Regions from separate parts of the Homo sapiens genome. Here region 2 is linked to region 1. Evidence: chromatin loops called from intact Hi-C (ENCODE). Cell type or tissue: thyroid gland. All regions are shown on one strand. Region 1 overlaps CARMIL1 (capping protein regulator and myosin 1 linker 1). Region 2 overlaps CARMIL1 (capping protein regulator and myosin 1 linker 1).

The links. A loop is a pair of places that touch in the nucleus more often than their neighbours do. Peaks named below come from ENCODE experiments on the same cell type or tissue, not always from the same donor. Only the 100,000 strongest peaks of a DNase experiment are listed, where the experiment ranks them.
Region 2: it touches region 1 in a loop (2.2-fold over the local background); 16 of 110 quality-filtered maps call a loop at or near these places.

The regions. Positions count from the first base shown.
Region 1 is chr6:25,489,136-25,491,635 of GRCh38, reverse strand. The region is part of intron 13 of CARMIL1 (capping protein regulator and myosin 1 linker 1); the gene reads right to left. Among named protein-coding and RNA genes, the nearest start is that of SCGN, 160 kb to the left of the region's middle. In thyroid gland, a CTCF peak has its summit at 1,366 (motif pointing right); a DNase peak (open chromatin) is centred at 1,395; H3K27ac peaks cover 599 bases.
Region 2 is chr6:25,601,193-25,603,692 of GRCh38, reverse strand. The region is part of intron 33 of CARMIL1 (capping protein regulator and myosin 1 linker 1); the gene reads right to left. Among named protein-coding and RNA genes, the nearest start is that of SCGN, 50 kb to the left of the region's middle. In thyroid gland, a CTCF peak has its summit at 1,120 (motif pointing right); no DNase peak of the experiment used is centred here.

The sequences.
Region 1 (2,500 bases):
CAGATCATTCTCTGCTCTTCCCAAGGGGATTATCAGAATTTTCTGTCATTCCTTTAGGTTCCCTGACAGTGAAAATCCCAAGAATAGTTAAAATTATGTTTGAGTTAAAAAAAGGCCAAATGGAATATTGAAAACCAAACCCCCATTTTGTTATGCATGACTTAGTTTTCCTGGATAGCTTAATTTTTATTATACAATTTTGGAACCGTGCTAATTCATTTTAACCCCTGAGATTAAAATACCACCTGAACTGCAATCACTCTATCAAAATGCTAATCACTTTTGAAAGTGTTTGCAGAACTACGAATCTGAATCTGAACCACAGGATGGTCTCAGGCTATCCTCTCTTCTGTCCGACATAATGATTTTTCTACCCTTAGTTACTTCTCAAAGCTAACAAGAATGGCTTGGCAGCAATATGAGTGCTTTTTTAAAAATTTCACTAATAGCTAAGACACTTCTGGTTTCAGGGGGTCACAATGCTTAAACTTCCCCAGTCCTCTCATTCAAGGCCATCAAAATAATGAGACTGATCAACAGATCAGTTCAACTGAGATACTGAACATCAACAGCAATGTTGTTCTGGAATTACCCTGTATGTGTAGCAACTGCCAGAGCCCACCCATAACAAGCTGAGTCCAAGCTCCCTGCCACCAGGCAAATAGCTTAAATTCTCCTCTGCTTCACTGGATGCCACTGGATACTTGCAAAAACAAACAAGCTTATACTGAGTACGTCCTTGCAAACATTTACTATGTGTAGCAGTTTGGCTATATGGTGCTTCAGAAGAATCCTATCAAGGAATTCAGAAGAGCAAAAAAATAGCCTGTAAACACTTAACACTTTAAAATAACCATACACACAGAATGACATTTATTTTTTTTTATTTATTTATTTATTTATTTATTTATTTATTTATTTATTTATTTATTTATTTTAAGACAGGGTCTGGCTCTATCGCCCAAGCTGGAGTGCAGTGGTATGATCTCGGCTCACCGCCACCTCCACTTCCCGGCATCAAGCCATCCTCCCGCTTCAACCTCCTGAGTGGCTGGGACTACAGGCATGTGACACCACGCCCAGCTAATTTTTGTATTTTTTGTAGAGACAGGGTTTCAACATATTGTCCAGGCTGGTCACAAACCCCTGGACCCCAGAGATCCACCTGCCTTAGCCTCCAAAAGTGCTGGAATTCTAAGTGTGAGCCACTACACCCAGCCATAGAATGGATGTTGTTATGAAAAGTTCTGATTCAGAAAAGTCATTTTGCTCTCACATGAAGATCCTCTGCCTCTCTCTCTCTGTTTGCCTGGCAAAAATTGTCTCAAGAGACTTTTAAGTTTACTGTGGCTTTGCTCCCAGCTACCAGCTGGGGGAGCTCTTATCACCATGAAATGGTGACAAGACTATTTGGCCACACTTCTCCAAAGAGGCCAGGCCCTGCTAGGCTGCTTTCCCTGAGGGCACAGGGTCAGGTAAACTCCTGCACCTGCCGCCAGGCTCCTGGAACTTTTGCCTTCCCCGCCCACTCTCCCCTCCAGCCCACTCTCACTCAGGTCTCATCGTTCCACTCCCCAGAAGCAAGCTACAACAGGACCCACCCTGGCCAGAAAAAGAAATCTTGAGCTATTTTGTTGTTTTAGGTGACTATTAATGTTCCTATTTTAGCTGAATCTTATTAATCTTTAGCCTTTCCTTTTATCCTTCCCTCTATTCTTCTACTTTGCCACAGTATTATTTTGGTGGTGTCACATTGGCCTTGTTTTATTTTGGGGGGGAGCAGATTTATGAACTGTCAGTGAAGGTAACAACTGAAACTGGAAAATGGATTGAAAAATCGTGGCACACCAGGAATCAAGTATTATTTAAATAATTTTAAGTTCAAGGGAGAGGAAAAGGAAAAAAAAATACAAAAAGGCCTTCATTTGTACTTCCTGCCTTACAGGTAAACCAAAACAAGAGAAATAAGAATAAATTTCACAGTGTTTTTCAGCCCTGTGGCAAAGCAGTGGAATGCAAATTAAGGCCATTCAAAGATGGCCGCTGGGTGTAGGCCATGTTGTTAAAGAAACAATTCTATCTTGGTGACTAGAGGGGATCATTTGCCACATATGGAAATGAGATAATACCTAATCCACTGTGTCAAAGATCTGCCAAATATTACATTATTGATTCAGTTACATTAAAAATTTTATTATAATTGAGAGAGTAGTTTTTGCCTTCATATTCAAACTCCGAAGAAATGGCCCCAGGTTATATGTTGACCACTCTTCTCCCTATTTTATTCACGGAATAGACGAGTGCTCAGGTTTATCCCAATACTCCCTTTCAATTGTAACCTATAACCATCAGTCTTCCCAGTAACAATAATAATAATGAGAAAGTTCAGTTAATGTGCCCAATCTTCCTTACCAGGCAATTTTAACCTGTAAGCTAATGGGTTTTTGTTGTTGTTGTTGTTGTTATTGTTTGATACGGAGACTCACACTGTCGCCCAGGC
Region 2 (2,500 bases), 110 kb before region 1:
CACTGTGGACCAGTAGACCAGCAGGCATGATGATTCCCAAGGCAGTCTGACCTTCAGACTGCTGGTTCCTGCTCATCCCATGCTTCTGACAAACCTAAAAAGCTCTGCAGCCAATTCCTAACTTTAAACTGTGTTTGATGATACAGGAAGTATTATTTGAAATGCAGGTGAGATAAGCCTCATTCCCTGAATTCATCAATCTACCCCAGTCACACACTCCCCAGGAGTGCTGGCTCTATCAGAAGGAAGCACCCAAGTGGCAGGAAGGCTGAGGAATTTCTCAGGAAGATGACAAAAGCTCCACTGTCATGAATGCAAGGTGCTGAACAGATCTCCAGGAGGAAATGTGTATACAAGCACTGCAGCTAACACAAGCACACTATTCGGCATCACTATGGAAAAGTGATCCCCTAAAAAGGAAGTCCCATGCCAGCCCTCTGTGCCCAGGACAAGTGTCTGCAGGACAGGGCTGGGGACCATCCATGAAGTCCCCTTTCACATCCTTCCCTTTCAGGTTCCTCCAAGTGCATGGCAGGCACCTGAAAGTGAGGACCTCCTTAAATTCTGTACCCGGGGCACCCCATTTGCCTGCATCTCTAAAGCAATCCTGGGAGTTGTTCTCTTTTCCCTCCCAGATTTTTAAAGTTATTTATAAATCCCAAAGTGACTGTGGGGAATAAGGATAAAATAATACAATGCCCATTGCCTTTGTGTGTGGACAGATGACTTGGAGGCCCCAGAGGAAAATATATGAACTCTAAGTATTCACTGCTTATTTCTCTCTTTTGTCAATAAATGAAAAGTGTCATATCTTCATACTTACAGTTCTTTTTCTTTAAACATATTTATATGTATATATCTCAAATGCCAGCAACGCAAAGAGAATTACTTATAGGAGGGTGAAGACATCATATATTTTATCAACAGTATATTGATCATTGATGCTATTGTTGCTACCTTTAGAAAGAATACAGTCATGGTACTTTAGAAAAAAAATGTTCTAAAGCTAATTTTTGAAAAACTTCATTATTTAATGATTTTGACAGAAGACCCATGACTGGTCTGAATTTTAAATAGCAAGAATTTTTAACAATGGTTGTTTTAAAGTGACACTAGATGGCGCTAACAGATCATTAATACTGTGTAAGCCCTAAACAAATATAAAACCATAAGGGTTTTGTCACTTTAAGTCGATTTATATATCAAATCCAAAGTACATGAATAAAACACTCTAGTAAATGTCATCTTTACACCAAAAAGAAACTGTTAATCATGAAAAACATAAACAGCATATTAATCAAAACCGCACATTCATTGTTATAAAGAAATTCACAACATGGATTAAAATTTTAACATTTCCTTGGGCATCTGACTCACTAATGACATGGTTGTAGTATTATCCAGAATTCTGACCAGTGAGGGCCACACCATGCCTCCTTTGTTGAGTGAGCAGGATATAGTTCTGTGGTCTCTCCCAACTCTAAGGGTTGCTCAGTGAATTAGGAGGGTTCTGCAATTAAAGAATTGCTAAATAATGTTGATGTTGGTGGGAGAACTTTGGTAAATAGTTGTAAGATCAGGTGGGAAGTGGAGTTTAATTTTTAAACATTGGTTGTTTAGAAGCCATATAAAAGAGCTCCCTACACCTGCCATGTAGTTAATTGTTTACTTTCTGAAAGTCAAGGGCTCACCGGGATGAACTGTTTTATTGTGATACTTCAAATAAAATAGACATGTGATTTCCTTTCTTGGAGAACCAGTTGTGTAAAAATAATGGAGCTCAAGATAATGCACAGAAACCACAACCTGACTTAAACATAGGTATGTTCATCTTATCACACAGATACAATCCTTCATGTAGTGAGTGACAAGAGAAAACAGGGGTAAAAAGAAAAGTGAAAAAGACTCCTTATACTTTAAAAGGAGATTTGAAGAATAAATAATGTTTTAAGTCAGATTTGGGGGGAACTCAGCAAATTTTAAACTATGAAGTTATTCTCTGTAGCAACAGATGATATATATCAATGGTCAAATATTCAGTTAATTCTAATAGAATACCTTGAGTGTTTTTTCTTTTGTCTTTGTCTTTTAAATCTGGAATATAGCAAGGCATTCTTAGGTTTAAAAAGAGAATAATTTTTAGGTTTGAAAAGGGAATAAGTTAGAAAATAGTTCCCATTTTTATATATAATCTAGTTTCAGTGTTTTTATTTCCCTCTGTTAGTTCACCTATCTTCAATATTACCCTCAGTCTTCCATCTGGATTCAGCCGACTGTCTTTTCCCCCAGATGTGAGCATTTCACCTGGCCCCGGAACATCTCTGACATGCTTCCACAACATGCACAGGAGGCCCCTGGGCAGGTGGGGAAAGACCGGAGTCTTCAAAGCCTATGTTAGAATGCCGGCACTCCACAAGACTGTGACCCTCAGGCCAAAGTGAGAACATGGCCATTTCTTTAGGGTCTGTGCTCCAGGTTCTTTAGCAATAAGTTATGGTTT